Regions from separate parts of the Mus musculus genome. Here region 1 is linked to region 2. The links are chromatin loops, found by intact Hi-C in ENCODE. Cell type or tissue: left cerebral cortex. All regions are shown on one strand. Each heading gives the region's core, and the rest is flanking DNA. Links, peaks and the distances in the headings are about the cores only.

Region 1 (9,727 bases), core at 851-8,850, 280 kb before region 2:
TAGCTTGCTACCTTCAGTGTTTTGAAACGTGTAAGTGGAACTCAATGTTGGTATTCTTAGGGACTTATCTTACAGATGTGCTGCTTAAACGACTTCTTCTTTTAGAGAATATAGTCAACAATAATTTGTTCTTTAAATATTTATTGAGTACCTGTTATCTGTTTGACAAGAGACTACCTTCTTAAAGACTATACCAGAAACACACACACAGACACACACACACAGACACACACACACACACACACACACAGACACACACACACACACACACACACACACACACACACAGAGAGAGAGAGAGAGAGAGAGAGAGAGAGAGAGAGAGAGAGAGAGATTAACTAGTAGGGCTTTGGAAGCGAGTGACTGACAAACTTCCCATACCCCCCTGTTCCTCTCTTCTCAGGATCCTTAACTTTGTTCATTCATTCAATAAATCTCGAGTTCCCGCTGCATGCCATGCACAGCGCTTGCTTTAGGATGTAGACAAATAAGCTCTTTCTTTTCTTCCATCCAGAACTTGCTCAGAGGTACACATGACTGAATGGTTACAAGTTAATTGATGCATGTGATGATTCAAGTGTGTCAGCCTAGGGAGAAAGGTTTCGAAATGTTCTCTGAAAGAGGAAACAGCTCAGCTAGGTGTCCGAAGGTAGCAGGGTTACCCTTTTGACAGGAGGGTGAGAAAGGGCTATATATACAACAGAGGGTCAAGGGTGAGGGTCAGCATGCTGATGTGTTGAGGTTGATCCTGAGGAGGAACATCAGAGTCGGGAAGTGGTGAGAGACGAGGCTAGGTACTTGTGTGCGCAGGACAGTCTTTCCTCATTCCCTCTGTACCATGCACTATTATTACCTGTTTTTGTGGGCGAGGAAACAAAAGCGGAGGCAGTCTGGTGACTTGTTCAAAGGCAGATCATTCGGTGAGCTGAGGTGCTTGGGCATCTTGCTCTCCAGTCAGGCATTTGGCCTTCACTCCAGGGCCTGCAGGGGCAAGCTGAAGTCTGGTTTTTGCTGGCCAAGATAACCTTCCTTGTCTTTCAGTCTTTCCAGGGGAGCATCCCTGGTCAAATCTTTGTTTATCCACCTGCCTCTCAGCATTAGTCCCCTTTGCTACACCAAGGCCGGCTGCCTGATGTCCCCCTCTCCTGTGGCTTGGTTTTGTCTTCTATTTATTCAGCCAACCAGTAGACTAGAAATGTCAAAAGAAACCTTTATGTGTGACAAAAAGGATGATGAAGGGCTTTTTTTTCTTAAAACATTTCAGATTCCTATGGGAGTTTAGGCATTACCTGGGACACATCTGGGATTGGCATGGGCATTGTGGGGGGTCTGGAGGGGTGGAGCAAGGGTCTGTGGCTGGACTGGACTGGTAGGAAGGATTTGGGAAGGAACGGAATTCACTTACAAACAAAACTGTTCTGTCTTACCCAACCATAAATGAGCTCTTGGGCTGTTGTCTTCATCTCCCAGAGTAATTTCTGGTTTGGAGCTGGTCTTTGGTTAGGTGTAGCATAGATACTCAAAGTAAAGTTTATTGAAAATTATTAAATTGAGAACTCAAAGACAGATCATTGAAATTACGGGCTGAAATAAAACCATAGAATTACAAAAAAAATAAAATAAAAACAAAAACAACAACAACAACAACAACAACAACAAAAACAACTGAGGAGAACACAAACGATGTTCTTAGAGAAAATTAATAGATAACCTGCAAGTATCATGGCAGCTTAGTGGAGGACACTCTCCCAGAGTAAGTGAAGCTCTGGGTTCAGCCCCCAGCAACGTACACACCTTGGTAGGGGAACTGGATGTAGCCATTAAACACCAAGATGGTGGCAGCGTAGGGGAGCCTAAGGAAAATCCATAGCATGTGCTGAGGACAACAGAAATAGACCTGAAGTCTCAAGGTTGTACCAAGGGGGTCCTTTAGAATGACCATAGGGGGATTTCTAAGAATTCTATTTAAAAAATCTTTATTGCATGGGAGTTGTATAAGGTCACTGTCATGTAAATATATAATGTGCTCTGATCACACTTCCTTCCAATCCCTATGGTCAACCATCAGGGAACCCTTAAGAGGCACACGTCATTCTTGTCATTGCCCAAAACTTGGTCCCATACCACAGCTGGCTGCAGAGGTCTCCAGATGGGGGTTGTCTGATCTGGAAGTTGGCGCCAGAGAAGGCTTTTCAGTACTGACAGTTATGAGGGTAAAATTGACTGAATGCTAAACCAGACAGGACAGCCTGGGAGATCACAGCTCTAAAAACAAACCCAGAACAGAACAACTTGCTTAGGCTTATCTAAATGGCATCATTGACCCATGAGTGGGCAGAGGGCAGATCAGGTGAGAGACTCAGATGAGCAGGACATTGTCTTTTCATGGGTTTTGGGGACGCAATCGTGTAGACAACCTCCAGGCAAAAGAAAGCACACTGTAGATCACAAGACTCATAAGCTGCTGCGCGGTGGAGGGAGGCCTCTTGGAGGAGACTGTTTGGCCTGGGTGCTGAAGGTGAGTTCTGCGGTTTGATTTGAGAAAAGGGAGTCGTGAGAATACTGAGGAGGAGTGAAGTGTGTGGCCTGCAGGGCCATTGTGAGTGACTTGTGGCCGGAGAGCAAGGGCGAATGCATGCACAGCTGCTCTTGACCGTGTAGCCTCGGCATGCTAGCAAGCACACACCAGTTTGGATAAACTGAACGTTTGGCCCTGGTGTATAAACTGAAGCCATGATCTCTCTGAGGCAGGGTTGGGGAAAAGCTTTATCGTAGATATGAGGCATCTGGAAGAGGCGAATACAGAATGAGAGAGAGAGAGAGAGAGAGAGAGGGAGAGAGAGAGAGAGAGAGAGAGATAGAGAGAGAGAATAGATTGAACATAGCCACCAGACTGGACCTGGCCATGAGAGGAGAGAGAGAAGGATGGGGAGAGCGAGAGAGGAGAGAGAGTGTGGGCAGAGGAGACCAAGAGAGGATGCCTAGAGAGGAAGACAAGAGAGCAAGTAGCCAAAAATAGTAGGGTTCTATAGGAATGAGAAGCTGGGGGAGGGGAGCCCAGGAGCTGGAGAAGTTTAGGCTAGGGGGAGGGGTGAAGGAGCCTGGAGGCCTCTGTATGCTTTGATAGGCTAATAGGCCCACCGATAACCTTCTATCCTCCTTGATAGTGACAAGAAATTGGCTGCTTTGATAGGGGAAATGGGTGCCAGAATTTTGGGGGATGGAGTTTTCTTTGGCCCTGACAGCAGCCCCATGTAACACAGTTGTTTTTCCTGCACTGATGAAGGCACGGTATTCAAAGTGGTTTACCTAAAGTAATTCAGTGTAAAGTTGTGCCTTAAACCCTGTGGGCTCTCTGAATTCCAAAGCCTGTGGTTTCCTCTTGTGCTATGACTTGTGGGCCATAGGGACACCTGATTAGCTACCTTACTGAAACAAACTTTACAAAAGGCAAATGTGAGATATGCTTTTCACAGATTGCAATTTTTTTAAGCATGAAATAGTTTATTTAGGGCATGGGGAAGGGAGTTGAGAGGGTAGTAGGGACAGAGAAAGTGAGGGAGGGGGCGGGGAAGAAGGAGAGGGTAAGAGGAGAAGAGATGGGAGGGGAGGGGAGGGGAGGCTGGCCATAAACACATGGAGGGGGTGGGGGGAGAAGGGGTGATGAGGGAAGAGGGCAAGAGAGTAAGGGAGCAAGAGCCACAGGCAGCATTTTATCAATGAGCTTCCTATACATGTACTTACATACTTCTATTTACCTGTCAAAGAAACTATACTTTAGCTTATGGTGTCTTAGTTACTGTTACACTACTGTGAAGAGACATCATGACCATGGCAAACTCTTCTAAAGAAAGCATTTGATTGGTGGCTTGCTTACAGTTTTAAAGAGTTAGTCCCTGATTGTCACAGTGGGAAGCAGACAGGTATGGCACTGGTGCCTTAGCTAAGAGTTTTCTATTCTGGTTCACAGGCATCAGGAGAGAGACAGAGACAGAGACAGAGAGACAGACACAGAGAGACAAAGACAGAAACACAGACAGAGAGACAGACACAGACAGACTAGACCTGGCATGGTCTCTTGAAACCTCAAAGCCCACCCCCAGTGACACACCTTCTCCAACAAGGCCATAGCCCCTAATCCTTCCCAAACAATTCTATTCCCTTTAAATGTAAGCATTTAAATTATGAGATATGGAGACCTTTCTTGTCTGAATCACCTCAGGTTGTAAATTTTGTAGCTAAAGTTTTAGATTTGACAACAATCTATTGTCCAGACTCTCTAGTATCTCGCTGCTATATGATCCCAGCATACGTAATGACACCCTAATTTCCTTCTCATTAAAAGGTTTTTTGTTTTGTTTTTTTGTTTTTTGTTTTTGTTTTTTTTTTTTTTGTTTTTTGTTTTTTGTTTTGTTTTTTTTTTTTTTTTTTTTGAGACAGGGTTTCTCTTGAGTTCTGTCCTGGAACTCACTTTGTAAACCAGGCTGGCCTCAAACTCAGAAATCCGCCTGCCTCCCAAGTGCTGGGATTAAAGGCATGCGCCACCACCGCCCAGCGTGTCATGAGTTTTTAAAGTTTAAATTAGGCTACAGATATTACAGGATGCATAAAGATAGAAGAGCCACATAGAGGGTTTGCTACTGTGGACACAGGCTTTGCCTTCCCGAAGGTGTACAACGGCTGAAGCACCCACAGGTAGGTGTCTGAGTGCTCCTAGCCACAGACTGGGTCCCTGAAGTGTTGAAATAAGTGACTTGGTCAAGAGGCACAACACTCTGCATCCTGATTCAGATAAGCAGCCCTGGCTTTCAGTGGGAGGCGGCAGAGAGGGCTTGGCAGGCACCTGTGTTGCCTGGCCTGGTGAGGGAGTCTTTCTCCTGTCTTCCAGCTTGCTGGGGAATGCCTGGGCTAGGGAGTTGGTCTGGATGGCTGTCAACAGCTCAGCGAGGGTGGAGGAGGGTGTCCAGACGTGTGTACTACAAGGAGGAATGTGAGAACTGCCAGGCAAGCAGTTCCCCTTCCATATCTGGGAAAGGCTGGTGGTCGGGAAAGAGACAGGCAGGATAGGGTTGGCAGGATGTGTGGTAGCAGTCTTCATTCTGTATGGGTACCTATGAGGACAAACTATATTCAGGAGGAAGGGCATCTAGCTCTCAGGCTGTTTTAATGTGGCCTGGAGTATCTTCCTTCTACTTTAGGAAGAATAGAGAGGGCCCTGGCATGGCCTGGAGGCTCAAAAGCCTTAGCATAGGGGAATGTGTGCCCACATGTGTAGGCATGGCCACACTACTGTAAATACCTAGTGCACCCCGTAGTGTTGAAGGGCTCCACCTGTCTGAATCCACCGATCTTTCAGCTTATGAGAGCCAGGCCTATGTCACCATGCTCAGTGGTAGACAGCCTTAGCCTTGCCCAAATGAGGCCCTGAAGCTGACAGAGAAAAGAGGATTTCTTTCATCTCTTGAACCGTAGTTATTTGTTAGAATGCGGTTTCTTGGATGGTTAGTATTGTGCACAGCTTCAAGCCCAGCACATGACTGAGCACTGGGGCGTCTCCTGGAATGAGCTCAGCAACCCTGGTGGTCATAGGCCACGCTTGGCCTCGACACATGCACAGCAGCCCTGCAGGGGAGGCCGGGAGAGCAGGTAGAGGGAGCCGTAGCCGTCTGGGGCAAGCACCACCTTGCAGCTGTGCTCGGCTCATGAAAGAGTCCTTTTTTCCTACCTGTCAATTACGACCTTCGGAGGGAGAGTCAAGCAGAAATGGAAGAGGAAGTGTGGTGTGGCTCTCCATGTGAACTATGCTGGGGAGCCAGGCTTGGAGCCTTGCTTGTCTGAGCCCCTTGGGAACCAAGTATATCAGAGTTTGTTCCAGATGGGAGAGGGAAGGAGGCAGCCTGCCAGCTCTGACAAATGCTGCTTGCTGTAGGGCTGGAGGCTGCTGGCCCAGGGCCTGAGCTGGAGGAGGCTAATGATAGTGTGAGGAATCAATCAATCCCCCAGATGAGGGAGGCTTCCTGCTAGAGGCATGTGGCTGCTTTTCTTTTCATCTTCACAATGAATGTCTTATTCTGGGCTGTCCATTTGGGAAAGGGAGGGAGCAGGCAAAGAGGAGCCCTGCAGCCTCGCCCAGGGCAGCACTCCTGCATTGGAAGCGTCTGTCCGTCCGCCCTACCCATGCCTTCAGGGACCGTCTTGGTGACTCAACAGGATGAGGCTGAGCAGTTTGCTGCTACCCAGTCACCTTTACAGTCTCCCTTCCTCAGGAAGCCCTTAGCTTTTGGGGGAAAGTCACATGCTTTCCAGCTAGGTGGACTTGGGTTTAAATTCTAGATGTGTTGTTTGTTGTTAACTCTTTGAACTTGGAGACTGAACTTCTCAGATGCTCATTTTGCGTCCTAGTCTGCAGTAATTCTTCCAACATCATAGCATTGACATGCATGCTTCAAGTAGAGCTGGACACATGACTGTGATCAACAAATAGCTGTTTCAAAGACCACAACTCAGTATCCAGAATCTACAAAGTACTGCAGAGAGAGGGGTGGTGGTGGTGGCAGAGACAGACACACGAGAGGTGGGGGGCAGAGACCCAGGAGACAACTGCCAATCTACAATAGGCTGAAGAAAAAGGAACAGGTAGATCTCAAAAGAAGAAACACAAATGGTCAGCAAATGTTTTAAAAAGTGTTCAACATCCCTAGTCATCAGGGGAATGATTTGAGATACTTACTGTCACATCCTAGTCAGAATGGCTGTCATCAATATATCTGATTACAAATGTTGGAGAGGATGTAGGGGAAGAGAAACCATTATCCATTGCTGTGCGAGTCCAAATTATACAGCCATGGTGCAAATAAATGGAGACTCCACAAATAAATAAATTTTAAAAAATTGCCGTAAATATTTAAAAAGAACCGCCAAGTTCCTACGCTCCATCCAACTACTCTCTGCCCACCAACTCTCTGGCAGGGCCGGAGCTCCCGAGTTCCCTTCGCTGCCATACCAGCCCCATGCAACGACCGTCTACCCCTCAGCCAGCGACCACAACACCCAGCAACCTGGTAGAAACAAAACTCTAGAAGTTTATAATTAAGTCAGATTTATATATCAATAAATTCTCAATTCACAAGATGCCCACACAATAATTTCAGAGCCAATCAATAATGATATAAGCTGCCCACCTAGATCAGACAAGTTATCCCAATTATTCCATTCCTATATGATATTCATAACTACCTGTGGCTATTTAAAACCATGTGAGATCAGGATCTTCTTCCTGTCTGTCCGCCTCCATCTTGGCTTCTTTTCTCTCCTCTCTGAGTCGTTCTCTGACCCTGCAACTCTTCACTCTGCTTCCCTTTTCCCTGTCCAATCACAGGCCTCCTGCTGCCCCACCATTGTCCTCCTGGGCAATGAGACTCTATGCCCTACCACAGAGATACTTGAACCTCCATCTGTGTTCATTGCTGCTCTTTTTTACAGTAGCAAGGAAACAGAATCAACTTAGATGGCATTCAACAGATGAATGGATTATGAAAATGTGGAACTTTCACAGAGCGGGATACTATACAGCTGTGAAGGAAAAAAGAAAGAAAGAAAGAAAGAAAGAAAGAAAGAAAGAAAGAAAGAAAGAAAGAAAGTAAGTTGCAGGAAAATGGAAGGTCCAGAAAAGTATAATGTTGAGTGAGGTGACTTTACCTCGGAAAGGCAACAAGCCACATGTCTGTCCTCATATTCGGCTTCTGTCCTGTAGTCTATATGTGCCCTAGGTCAATGGGTGTGAGTGGGGGCAAACTTTAGAAAGGAGGCCACGTAAGGAAGGACAGAGTGTAGGCAGAAGGGCCAGAGTCAGGGAAGAGAGTATTAAAGCTGTTACTTTCTAGTTTCAACGTCATCATAGTGTTTTCTTTTCTTTCATTCTGTAGGGAGTGGGTATGTGGATTCAATTTTCCTGTTTCCAAGTAGCAACAATCATGTTTGCATTCCAGAAGAGTCCAGCATGTGTTCTTCCTTTGAGGCAGTGCTTGTGGAAGCTGGGCCTTCTTTTTAATTCCATTGACCACTCGAGCAATAGAAGTGGACATGACTAGTGCCTTAGTTAGGGTTGCTGAGAAGAGACACCATGACCAAGTCATCTCTTGTAAAGGACAACATTTAATTAGGGCTGGCTTACAGTTGCAGACGGTCAGTCCATTATCATCATGGTAGGGAGCATGGCAGTGTCTGCTAGAGGAGCTGAGAGTTCTATATCTTGATCTGAAGGCAGCCAGGAGTGGACCTGAGCATAGGAGACCCCAAAGCCTGCCTACACAGTGACACACCTCCTCCAACAAGGCCACACCTCCTAATGGTGGCACTCATTCCCCATGAGCCAAGCATTTGAGCACATGAGTCTGTGGGGGCCATTCCTAGTGCAGCTACCACGATGAGTTTGGAAGATTTGTCATGTCAGCCCACTTAGAAAGTGTGATCCTTTCGTTTAGATTTATTTACTCTAGTTCATGGTTATGAATGTTTTGCTTGCATGTGTGTCTGTGCATCACATGCACGCCTGGTACCCAAGGAAGTCAGAAGATGACATCTGATTTCCTGGAATTGGAGTGATGGCTGCTTGTGAGCTGCCATGTAGGAGTCAGACACAGGTCCTCTGCATGAGCGAGTGCTCAGAACTGCTGAGCCACCTCCCCGACCCTGAAAAAGTGATTGAAATAATGTTTTGGGGAGAGCGACTTTGTAACCTGATACTATCCCTTTTTTCTTCCCTTTCTTTCTTTTATAACTGTATCTACTTAACTATATCAAATCATTTATTCCATTATTTAACTTGTAAATCACATTTCTTTACATAAAGTGTGGCTTTAACTACAAAATTCAAGGCGGCATCTCTTTTCAATGGTTATTCTCAGTTGTTGCTCACCCAGTGGACCAGATTCTGCTAGGCACTGCACAGACAAAGGCAGGAGAAACAATTTCTGGAGGAGCTGTCAGTCTGTGAGGAGAGAGGGCCGTGTGTAGTGGAGCATAAGAGATGGACCAGTTGCGGAGGGAGGAGGGAGAATGACAAGGCCAGAGAAGAGATAGGAAACTCTCCCTCCAAAAAGAGTTTTCCAGACATTTAAGGTAGGAATCAGGAGGAAATAGTGGGACCAGATATGATGGTCACTGTTGGAATTTGGCCCTAGACATCATGAGGTAGTGGCTTCCTTGACAAGCAACCCTTTAGGGCATCTACTCCTGCTGGCATTTGAGTCCACCTAGGTTGCGTTAGGACAAGGTCTACAGCCTCTTCCCAGCTGGTGGATCAACACTGGCAGGAATGCCGCCAAGGTTGATTATAGGAGAACATTATGGGCTACTTGTCAGCTCAGGGTTCAGGTCAGAGGGGGGCTTTCCAAAGGAGTGGGGGCCTGGGGATTCATCATTAGACAAGATCTACAGATGCAGAGCTTCCAGAGGCAGAGCAGGATTCAGGTAGTGTGGGCAGGAGGAGCTTCACAATCCAGGAGGGAGAGAGAGAGAGAGAGAGAGAGAGAGAGAGAGAGAGAGAGAGAGAGAGAGAGAGAGAGAGAGAGAGAGAGAGAGAGAAAGTGGGCAAGAGTGATGTCTGCTGTTGTTGGAAAGTTCAGGGACATCGCAGGCTGCATTTAATGTCAAGAAGAACTGGGGGATTCAAGGTCTCAGTAATCTACTAACAATTTGGCGCACGCCCTGGGGCGGGCATTTGATG
Region 2 (9,589 bases), core at 1-8,000:
CTCTTGTGAGCTTTTGTATCCTGGGACTCAGGGGAGCAGAGCTTGTGAACTGTCTGGTGTAGTTAAACAAACATGGGGTTCAAATTCACATGACATGGGTTGGGATCTTGACCTGCCATCTTCCAGATGGTACTACATGGGGCCAGAGAGATGCTCTTCAGGAAGCCCTGGAACCAGCACCCACAAAGTAGTTCAAAACCACCTGTAACTACAGCTTGGCCTCTGTGGGCACTGCACACATGTAATACACTTATATACAAAATACTCCTACGCATTAAAATACATACGTACATACATGCATAAAAAGTAAATGTTTCTAGTTTTATAGCTTTTTGAAGTAGGCACTACCTTAATAGACTTGATCTCTTAGAATATTTTGAAGCTTTTCAGATCCACTTTGTGATTATATTTTGTTTTGTTTTTGTTTTTTGGAAGACACAGCTTGAGTTTGTTCAGATTTTGCCCTCACCATTGTCCTGTCTTTAGCTTCTATGTCCTGGAGTTACAGACATGCTTGTCTAGTTTAGACTCACTTTAAAACCAAAACTCCTCACCCATGGCAATTCCCAGGAATATTGTCTGTATATTAGATACTCCATTGCATTCTGTATATATTTTTAATATTTCCCATTAAGCTACTTCCTTTCCATGGCCATGTACTGTGCTAATAAAATATAAACTTTTGACACAATATTCAAGGCCATCAGAGTCACACACTAGCCTTCCTTCTTCAAATCATACCTCTTGGTGTTGACTGTTGCATATCCTGTAATCCTAAACATTTGGTTATTATTTGGGTAACTTGGCAGTGCTTTAGAATACCTCAGCGTCTGACATAATTATGATTCTCTGTGATTCACTTATTCCTGAGTCTATATTCTTTCTCAGGAGGTTGAGCAGTGGCTATTGGCTACATTACAGACATTGAGATTGGAGGAGAGAGACTTGTTTTTAAGTGAGTCATTCCACCAGCACTCATAGGTTGGAACTTGGCTGACCACTCCCATTCCATCCTTCATTGCACTGTGTCCCTGAGAGTGAGTCTCCCTCACTAGATGCAACCCCATGAAGAAGAATGGTAGCTCTTCCCGGTTGGAGAGGGCTGGAGGTCTCACCTTCACATAGTCGTATTCACAAAGATAGGAGGATTCCAAGTTGAAGTGCATGAAGTAAAGCTTGATTCGAAACCCCTCCGGGACAGTAATATTCCATGTCACCTCAGAGTCACTTGGATAGGAATCTGGATAGCCAGGTGACTGGATCTGACCAAACATTTCGTTTAGCTCCACGGTATGGGCTGAAACCTCCGGCAGGGCGAGGCACAGAGCGTGGTAGAGGAGGAGCCGCCAGAAAGACAGGAACCTGAAAGACATGAAGGAGGTTTGGCTCACATCAGTGATTGTAGGTTCCCAGCACAGAGCTAAATATCTGCTCTTCTTTTCTCCTCCGACCTTGCATACCTGGTCGGCAGGATGTTTGGAGAAAGGAACTAGATGGTTTCTAAGACTGTTTTAGCTTTGCTCTTTTGAGCTCTCTCCACCAGCTGAGCAAGATGTCCAAAGGAAAGAAGGCCAAGGGGAAGAAGGTGCCCTCGCCCTCGCTGTCATCAAGAAAAAGGAGGCCAAAAAGGAGGTTAATCCTTTTTGAGAAAAGGCCCAAGAACTTCAGTATTGGACAGGACATCCAGCCCAAAAGAGATCCAACACGCTTCATCAAATGGCCCTGCTACATCAGGCTGCAGTGGCAAAGAGCCATCCTCTATAAGCGGCTCAAAGTACCTCCTGCCATTAACCAGTTCTCCCAGGCCCTGGACATGCCAACAGCTACACAGCTGCTTAAGTTTGCTCACAAGTATAGGCCAGAGACAAAGCAAGAGAAGAAGCAAAGGCTACTGGCCCATGCTGAGAATAAAGCTGCTGGCAAAGGGGATGTCCCAACTAAGAGGCCACCTGTTCTCCGAGCAGGAGTCAATACAGTCACCACCTTGGTGGAGAACAAGAAGGCTCAGCTGGTGGTGATTGCCCATGATGTAGACCCCATTGAGCTGGTGGTTTTCCTGCCTGCCCTGTGTTGAAAGCTGTGGGTGCCCTACTGCATCATCAAGGGAAAGGCCAGGCTGGGACACCTGGTCCACAGGAAGACATGTACCACTGTTGCCTTCACACAGGTTAACTCGGAAGACAAGGGTACTCTGGCTAAGCTGGTGGAAGCTATTAGGACCAATTATAATGACAGATATGATGAGATCCGTCACCACTGGGAAGGCAACGTCCTGGGTCCTAAGACTGTGGCTCGCATTGCCAAGCTGGAAAAGGCAAAGGCTAAAGAACTCGCCACTAAATTGGGTTAAATGTACACTAAGTTTTCTGTACATAAATATAATTACCAAAAAAAGTTGATATCCATAGTTAAGTTTTCTAGTAAGTACCACATTTGGGTTGCTGAAACCTGCTCTCTTACCCGGGAGAGCATAACTATCACAATTAGGTGATAATTGATATTGCTTCCTCAGCTGCCCCCCACTTAGGAACCATCAACTCTTTATGTAGCTTTAAAAGTGTAATCAACAATTGCACTATTGGGATAAAGCCCAAACATGGTGGAGGAATCTTCAGACATTGAACACATTTAATATTCCGGAAAGAAAAAGTTGTTCCCTACAAAGCCAGTAAATGTATCCCAAAACCTTGGAAAAAGACAGAATGAAGAAAATAAGTGTTGGGAAGCATTTTCCTATAACAATCAGAAGTTTATAATTCACTTCTGGAGAAATAAAATATAATGGACTGCTAAGAGAGTCGCAGGGGAGGAGGGCATGGGAAATACAGCATCAAACATGGATGATGCAATTCAGGATAACTAAGGCTGGCCATGGTCCTAAGGGTCGGGGCACTACAAGCACTTTCCCAGCAAGACCCATGGACCCTGAACTCAAGCATCTCAAACACGACTCCTTAGCTCCTCTTCTAACAGGTTCCTGTGATCGGTTTTGGTATTTTTAATTCCTGTGGGGGATGTGTGTGCATGAGTGTGGAGGCCAGAGAGCACCCTCAAGTGTTGTTCCTCAGGAGCCGTCTACTTTGTTTTCCCTGAGACAGCATCTCTCACTGGGAGTAGCCTCTCAACTGGGATTAGCAGCTCCCTCACTGACTACATTAGGCTGGCCAGCCAACCAGCCTCAAGCACCCTCCCATCTTTGCCTCCCCAAGTCTGAAATTAGAAGTTAGTGTCCTTGCCTGTCTTATCACATGGGCTCTGGGGATGGAACTCAGGTCCTCCTATTTGCATGGTAAGCACTCTGGACTCTGGCCATCCTCCAGTTCCATTTGTGAGTTTCTTTACTGCTGTGGCTGCCTGCCAGTTCTCCGAGCCCGATGCACTATGTGATAGTCACCAAGGCCTATTCATCCTGCTTCCTCTGCTTCAGAAACCCATCTCTTCTGTCTCTAATCAACTGCGTCATTTAAACTGTTACCATGACCTAAGTGATCTTTCTGTCCCTTCCCTCCTGGCTAAGTCTTCTACTCAAGTTGGTTTTCTAACACAGATGTAACCCTGCCACCTAGGCATGACATCTGTTTCTGAGGTGGCTGACCAGACCCTTTCCAACTTTATGCTGATCTTCCTCAAGACCACTTTTGGTTCTTCCCATACCTTGGCCTCACTATATGCACGCCTCACCCATCCCTGACATTCACTTCTAGTTCTTACTGCTTTCCCCTAGTTAGAATGTCCTATCATCCCTCTAGCTCCCACGGCCTCTGTTGGAGCAGCTAGCACACAGCTCTGCTTCCAACACAGCCTCTGAGGTTGGACGTTCCTGGGTACAAATCCCAGTTCCTCCACTGTAAAAAGCTGGGTAACTTGCTTCCCTGTGCTCTGGTTCCTTCACACATAGATGGGGTTATAATTCCTAATTTGTAAGGCTCCCATCATCATAAAGGCTGATGCATGTGAAGTATTTAGGAGGGAGTCTGTCATATAACAGATGCCAATGAGAAAGTAAAGGAAGGGCCTTAGAGAGAGAGTCTTAAATAACCTAGAAAGTCAAAGCTAGGAAACTCTGCCAAGAATTTGGATTAACAGTTATGTCTTTGTTAATCAGGAAGCCAATTCTGTGCCAAGACTTCCTTCCCCTGTACTCGGATGTAGGTACACATAAGTATATTTAGGAATTTTCCAATGTGCACACAGTGAATAAGTACATGTCCAGGTCACCTAGCTGTTTAATGTCGTAGATACATTAAAGGTGAAACAGATACATGTAGAAAGGTCTAGAGGGATTAGCCTGGCTCTCTGTAGAATGAGAATGCAAGTGTTTTCGTTTTGTGTGAGTGGGATTTTTCGTTGAGGGGTTGCATAGATGGCTCAATGGTTCAGAGCGCTTGCTGCTCTTGCAGAGGACCTGGGTTCAGTTCTCAGCATCTACATCAGATGGCTCACACGCATTTGTAACTCATGTTCAGGGGAGCAGCGTGTATGCTCTCCTCTGGCCTCCACGAGTACCTGCATGCTCTGGACACATACAGACAAGGAGGTAGGCAGGCATACCCGTCAATAAACATTTAAAAAGAAAACACATTGATCATGCATTGCTCTTACTCACAAAGAAAATAACATCATCTTAAAATTTTCCCCAAGGCCCGTGCAATCGTGACATGTGGGATGCTAGTAGGAAAACAACATGTTTCAATCCAGGGGCCAAGGTCAATATTGTCCTAAAGCAATCAGCAAAGGAAGGGCTTTGGAGGCAGAGAAAGAAGGCACAGGTCCAAGTTACCTAGTGAATTTATAGGAAAAGGGAATTCAGGGGCTAACATTCGAGGCCCAGGAACCCCATTTCTGACTGAGGAAATGTACGTTCCTTACTGGGACTGAGACTATCTAGCATGGGAGGATGGATTTAACTCTAGGCCTTGACGTTACTCTCCTGCCCAGTTTGGGGAAGTCGAGGGAACCCTCCATTTGTTTCCTCATCTTACACATGGTAATAATGGTGACTTCCCACAGGACTGTCTGCTCGGGAGCATTCGGATGAGCTTCAAGTATCCAGCCCTGGGCAAAGGCTTGTTCTGATGACTCTGCCACACCACACGCTGAAAGGCCTGAGCTTTGGCTCACAAGCCCAACTTCCCTGCAATAGTGACAACTGAATTGCACAAGGCTGAAAGGTCGACTTTCTCCCCATGTGCTTTTTCCCCAGAACACACAGAGGAGAAAGCCTCCTCAGGCCAGTTCTGCTGAGGCTGGCATCTGACTGACCCCTCAGCCCAGGCCTCGGGGCCCTGTGCGGTTAGGCAGCCGGTGAATGTGCGTACACGAGAAGCCTGTGGAGTGTTCTGTTCTTTGCATCTCGAGACAGACTTAGATGCATGAAGCAGATATCTCCATTCATGTGAGAGGCTGAAACATATGCTTGCTTGCTTGCCTTAGGGGCTGTGAACCAAAGGAGGCACACGGCAGCGTTCGCTTCTCATCGCAATCCTGTTTTGACTTCTTCTGCACCAGGCACCGGCTGTATAAGTCCTGACACCTGTTATCTCTCCCCCAGCAGATCAAAAACAGTCGAGCTGCATTTGTTTGAAATGTCAAAAGTGATACAGAGAGCTGGGATTTCACAGTCTCCGTGATAAGAGCAGGCCATCAGAGACACATAAAGAAGCTAGGAGAGTCAGACTGTGGCGTCAGGGGCACGCCCTAGCTTCTCCATTTGCTCCGCTCATTTCAATGTACACGCCACCAACACTCCATTTTTAAGATTCAGTGTTGGAAGAGACTACAGAGCTCCCTTACCCACCAGCCTCACTTGACAGACGATGAAAAGTATATCCTAAGAGATGGCATATCATGCCAAATACCATATGGTGAATTAACTCCAACAGAAGAAAAGAATAACAAAAGCTCAGAGAAGAAGTTGGATCCATGCCCGTATCATGCCCAGGCATCTGGCCAAAGCAATTAATCCTGTGAAAAAATAATTAAAAAAAAAACCCCATAGCTTTATGTGGAAATTAAAAAAAAATACTAATGTTTGAACCCCTCCCCTGTGCACGAAACTCTGTTCTATCGCCTGGGGACTGGCATTCCTCGAGTACCATAGACCATTGTAATCTGCAGCTGGGATTGAGAGCCTCATAGAATATATCAGGAAAATGATTGGAGCCCAAAGACACAAGAATGAGTCTGGGCCTTTTCCAGATCATCAGTGTGGCCCTGGGCAAGTTGCTTAATGGCTTCTATCTCATGTTCCCATTAATCCTTATGTCACATGAAACCCGAAGCCAGGATGAAGCAATGCTCATGAAAGTGACTCAAGTGCTGTGTGCCTGTGAGTCCAGACCCCTGAGAGACAGCCAGCAGGACACTTTCCTAGAACTTCTTTTTGATATTCAGTAATTGAATTCGACTCTGTCATAGTTACTGAATTTCTACTAGAAAGGAACATGATGTTAGGTGCTGGTCACATGACCATGAAGACCTACAAAGATGAAGACATTGGTTACATCCCTCGGAAGTGGGAAGTGGACATTTAAATCAGTAGCCACGCCAGAGATGACAAGAAATATGGCCACAGATGAGAACAAAGGAAGAGATGCCATGTCTGAGGGATGGAGATCAGAAACGAGGACACAATGTTGAGCGAAATACCTGGGAGGGTTGTCCTAAATTGAGGGTTAAGCATATACAACGGTGAGCTTTTGGGATGGCTGAGGCACAGGTAAGGCAGAATATCATTCCACAGTACAAAGGAAGAAAAGCCATTGTTTCAGAAGAAGGGAAAAATGAACAAAACCAAAGGACAACTTTACAAGATCAGAATGACGGAATGAACTTTTAGAGACAGCTCTTCCTCCTAGGCATAGGTCAATGCAATCCAAAGTTACACAGATGGAAGCTCACTCTTTATTGGCCCTGGACTGAGCAAGTTACCAGGTGACTGAAGAAAAGAAACAAATAGAAACTTTCCTGATTTAAAGGAAAGCGAATGGAAAATAGGTGTGTAGGGACTTAACACATCTCCAGAGTGTGTTTCCTTGCTCTTTTTGACACTTACAAGTGATAACAATAATTAGGATAGTTGGGGTTTCAGACTCTGGTAAAGCTTATAAGAAATGCCTGGTGAGGAACATGAAGGGACACAAGAAACAGGGAAGGTTGAAGAGCTTCAAGCCCATTAGAATTTAAAGTGGTAGGTTTCTGAATCCCACATGCTCCTTAAAAAAACTGTGGTGTCTCTTTAAGAGCCATTTGGTGCATTTCCTAGCCTGATTCATGTCACCAGCTGCCTCTGATTTCAGTGAGAAATGCAGAATTTATAGGGAACTGTAAAATGGGGACAGGTTTCTAGTTTTCTAAATTGAGGTTTAACTGGCAAACTTCTGAAGGCTCAAGAAACCACAAGTGAGGCTGTGGGGGGAACTGTTGTCTTTTCCGGTCAGAAAAAAAAAATATAAACACACAAACACATTATCTAACTCTCAAAGTGTTGGGAGAAAGAAATCAGTGCTCTTTGCCGAGCAGCAAAAAGAAGAATCAGCCTTGTGGGCAGGAGGAGGAGGAGGATCGCATTGGCCAGTAGGCAGCACCCTGTGCTGGCAGAGAGAGAAATCTGAGCCTCAGCCTCGCCAGGAGCAGGCTTTGCACAAACTATCTGGTTTCAAGTTGCGACTCTCCGGAGTCCCTGGGAAGGTGCCCCAGGGACAGGGCCCCCAGGATTGATGAGACTCCCCCATCCCCAGCCGCCCAGAGGATAAGCAGGTGAGTCTGCCTAGAGACAAGGTCAGACCCAGCGGGCTGCTCTCCACTCGGTCCCCTGACCAGGCACTCACCTCATTTTCCTGCTCTGTGAGCTCCTGGCTTTGGTTCCTTCTGCCAGACTTGTCTGTGAGCTCGTCCCAGTCCCCGGTGTGGTGTCAGCGATGCCTTATCTTTGTTCTGAGGTCCCTGTGTGTCTCTGGAATTGGCTGGCATTCTCCATTCAGGTCACGCCTTCTCCTGCCTGCAACAGATCCCCTCTCCCCCTCTCCCTCTGGCTTTCCCTCTCTCCTCTCTCTGTCTGAGCTTATGTACACTCGGAGGGACCTGACAGACTGTTTCCTTGCAAGATCTGTTAGCCAGTCCCCTCCTAGGGAGGGACTGCAGCCCTTGAGAAAAAAATCTGAGAGACTTAGAGGTGTGTGTGTGTGTGTGTGTGAGAGAGAGAGAGAGAGAGAGAGAGAGAGAGGAGAGAGAGAGAGAGAGTAATTTCTCTTCAGCCTCCCTTGCCTGATGGCTATAATTGTTCTACTTTAGGACCCCAGCAAAAGAACAATTAAACAGAAACAGCCAACTAAAAAGGCAGTTCTAGGAGATTATAAAAAAGAAGGCAGATTCCAAGCCTCAGCCTGTTCGTGGACATCCACAGGTTTTTTTTTTTTTTTTTTTTCCTTCTGAAAACCTCGTGGCTGGCCCCGCTGGTGAGGGAGCACCAGTTCCTGCAGTTGGCTACTTACTCTCCCCACTTGAAAGGCTGCTGCGTGGCACTGTCTAACTGCAAGCATGCAGAGATCTAATTTACCCAGTTGGGAAAAAGGCTTCAGCAAAGCCAGAGAGCCAGGTGCCCCATGCATCTAGAAAGAACTGTGCCTGTGTGCTGTCAGTGCCTCAGGCCCCATAGAGAAACGTACAGCAGATCTATGCTGAGCTGAGTAATAAGAGAGCCCTCTTCCTAAAGACAGCACCACATATAACCCTCTCCACAGCTAACCCCTACTGTAACTCCACCACAGTATCATCTCTGCAGTCCGACATCTCAGTCCGACAGAGGCCCTTCCACAGTAATAACCCCAACACACAAAAGTGGCAGCCTGCGCTGAAGGGCGTGTGAGGTGGGTGGGCCCGCTCACCTGCATCATTTCAGCGCCAGGCACAAACGCTGTCTAAATCACTTCCACAAACTTCTGAGGGTTCTCTCTGATGGATCTTTTCCAGGTGGGAAAATGATGTCTTAACAAGATTATAGGACTGGCCAAGGCATCCAGGATCCCACTACCACTTCTGGAGCCATTGCCACCTCAAGCCAGCTGTTAGAAGAGCCACTGGGCGCTAACCCTGGCCCCACTCGTTCCTTCGAGAACCTTGTCCAGGCCTGTGGTAGCATTATAACTCCAGTAAAGAAAGTGCCCAGAGGAAGTGGTCATACACTTAGGAAGGGAGGAAGAAGTCCATCTCTCATGGGTTCCATGACACCACGTCTCGGTAACGTATCACAGAGCACGTGGCGTTTGCAAACCACATACATCCACTAACAGAGAAACCGAGTCCTGAACTATTTCAAGCGCTTTAGATGCTGATCCAGACTTTAACGGTGATCTATGTTTTCTGACCAACCTGGCTGCGTACAGCACTGTTTCAGATCCCATCTCTTTGTTCGCTGAATGGAAACTGTAACGAGGCACAAGTGAGAATTTGAGGATGAGCTGCTTTTCAGTCATGCAGAAGGCCACCTGCCACCTGAATCAAGGTGCCAAACACATTCTCCACCCTGAGATAGCTCTCCTTGACGTATTTTGGGGGGAGCAAAGATTTGACATTTACTGTAACCCCTTCT

Evidence for each region. Hi-C counts contacts between places; a loop is a spot of excess contacts. Peaks named below come from ENCODE experiments on the same cell type or tissue, not always from the same donor. Only the 100,000 strongest peaks of a DNase experiment are listed, where the experiment ranks them.
Region 1: it touches region 2 in a loop (1.8-fold over the local background); 2 of 42 quality-filtered maps call a loop at or near these places.

The regions. Positions count from the first base shown.
Region 1 is chr16:23,234,923-23,244,649 of GRCm38, forward strand. The region is part of intron 1 of St6gal1 (beta galactoside alpha 2,6 sialyltransferase 1); the gene reads left to right. Among named protein-coding and RNA genes, the nearest start is that of BC106179, 14 kb to the left of the region's middle. In left cerebral cortex, for the core only: a CTCF peak has its summit at 4,895; DNase peaks (open chromatin) are centred at 4,918 and 5,924; H3K27ac peaks cover 1,414 bases.
Region 2 is chr16:23,512,717-23,522,305 of GRCm38, forward strand. Masp1 (mannan-binding lectin serine peptidase 1) reads right to left here and starts at 8,099. Exons shown (of 11, transcript NM_001359083.1): 1 at 7,830-8,099; 2 at 1,116-1,362. The coding sequence starts at 7,834. It also overlaps the pseudogene Gm49514 and a transcript of Rtp4 not described here. In left cerebral cortex, for the core only: no CTCF peak of the experiment used is centred there; DNase peaks (open chromatin) are centred at 3,275, 5,463, 5,753, 7,286 and 2 more places; H3K4me3 peaks cover 1,717 bases; H3K27ac peaks cover 2,740 bases.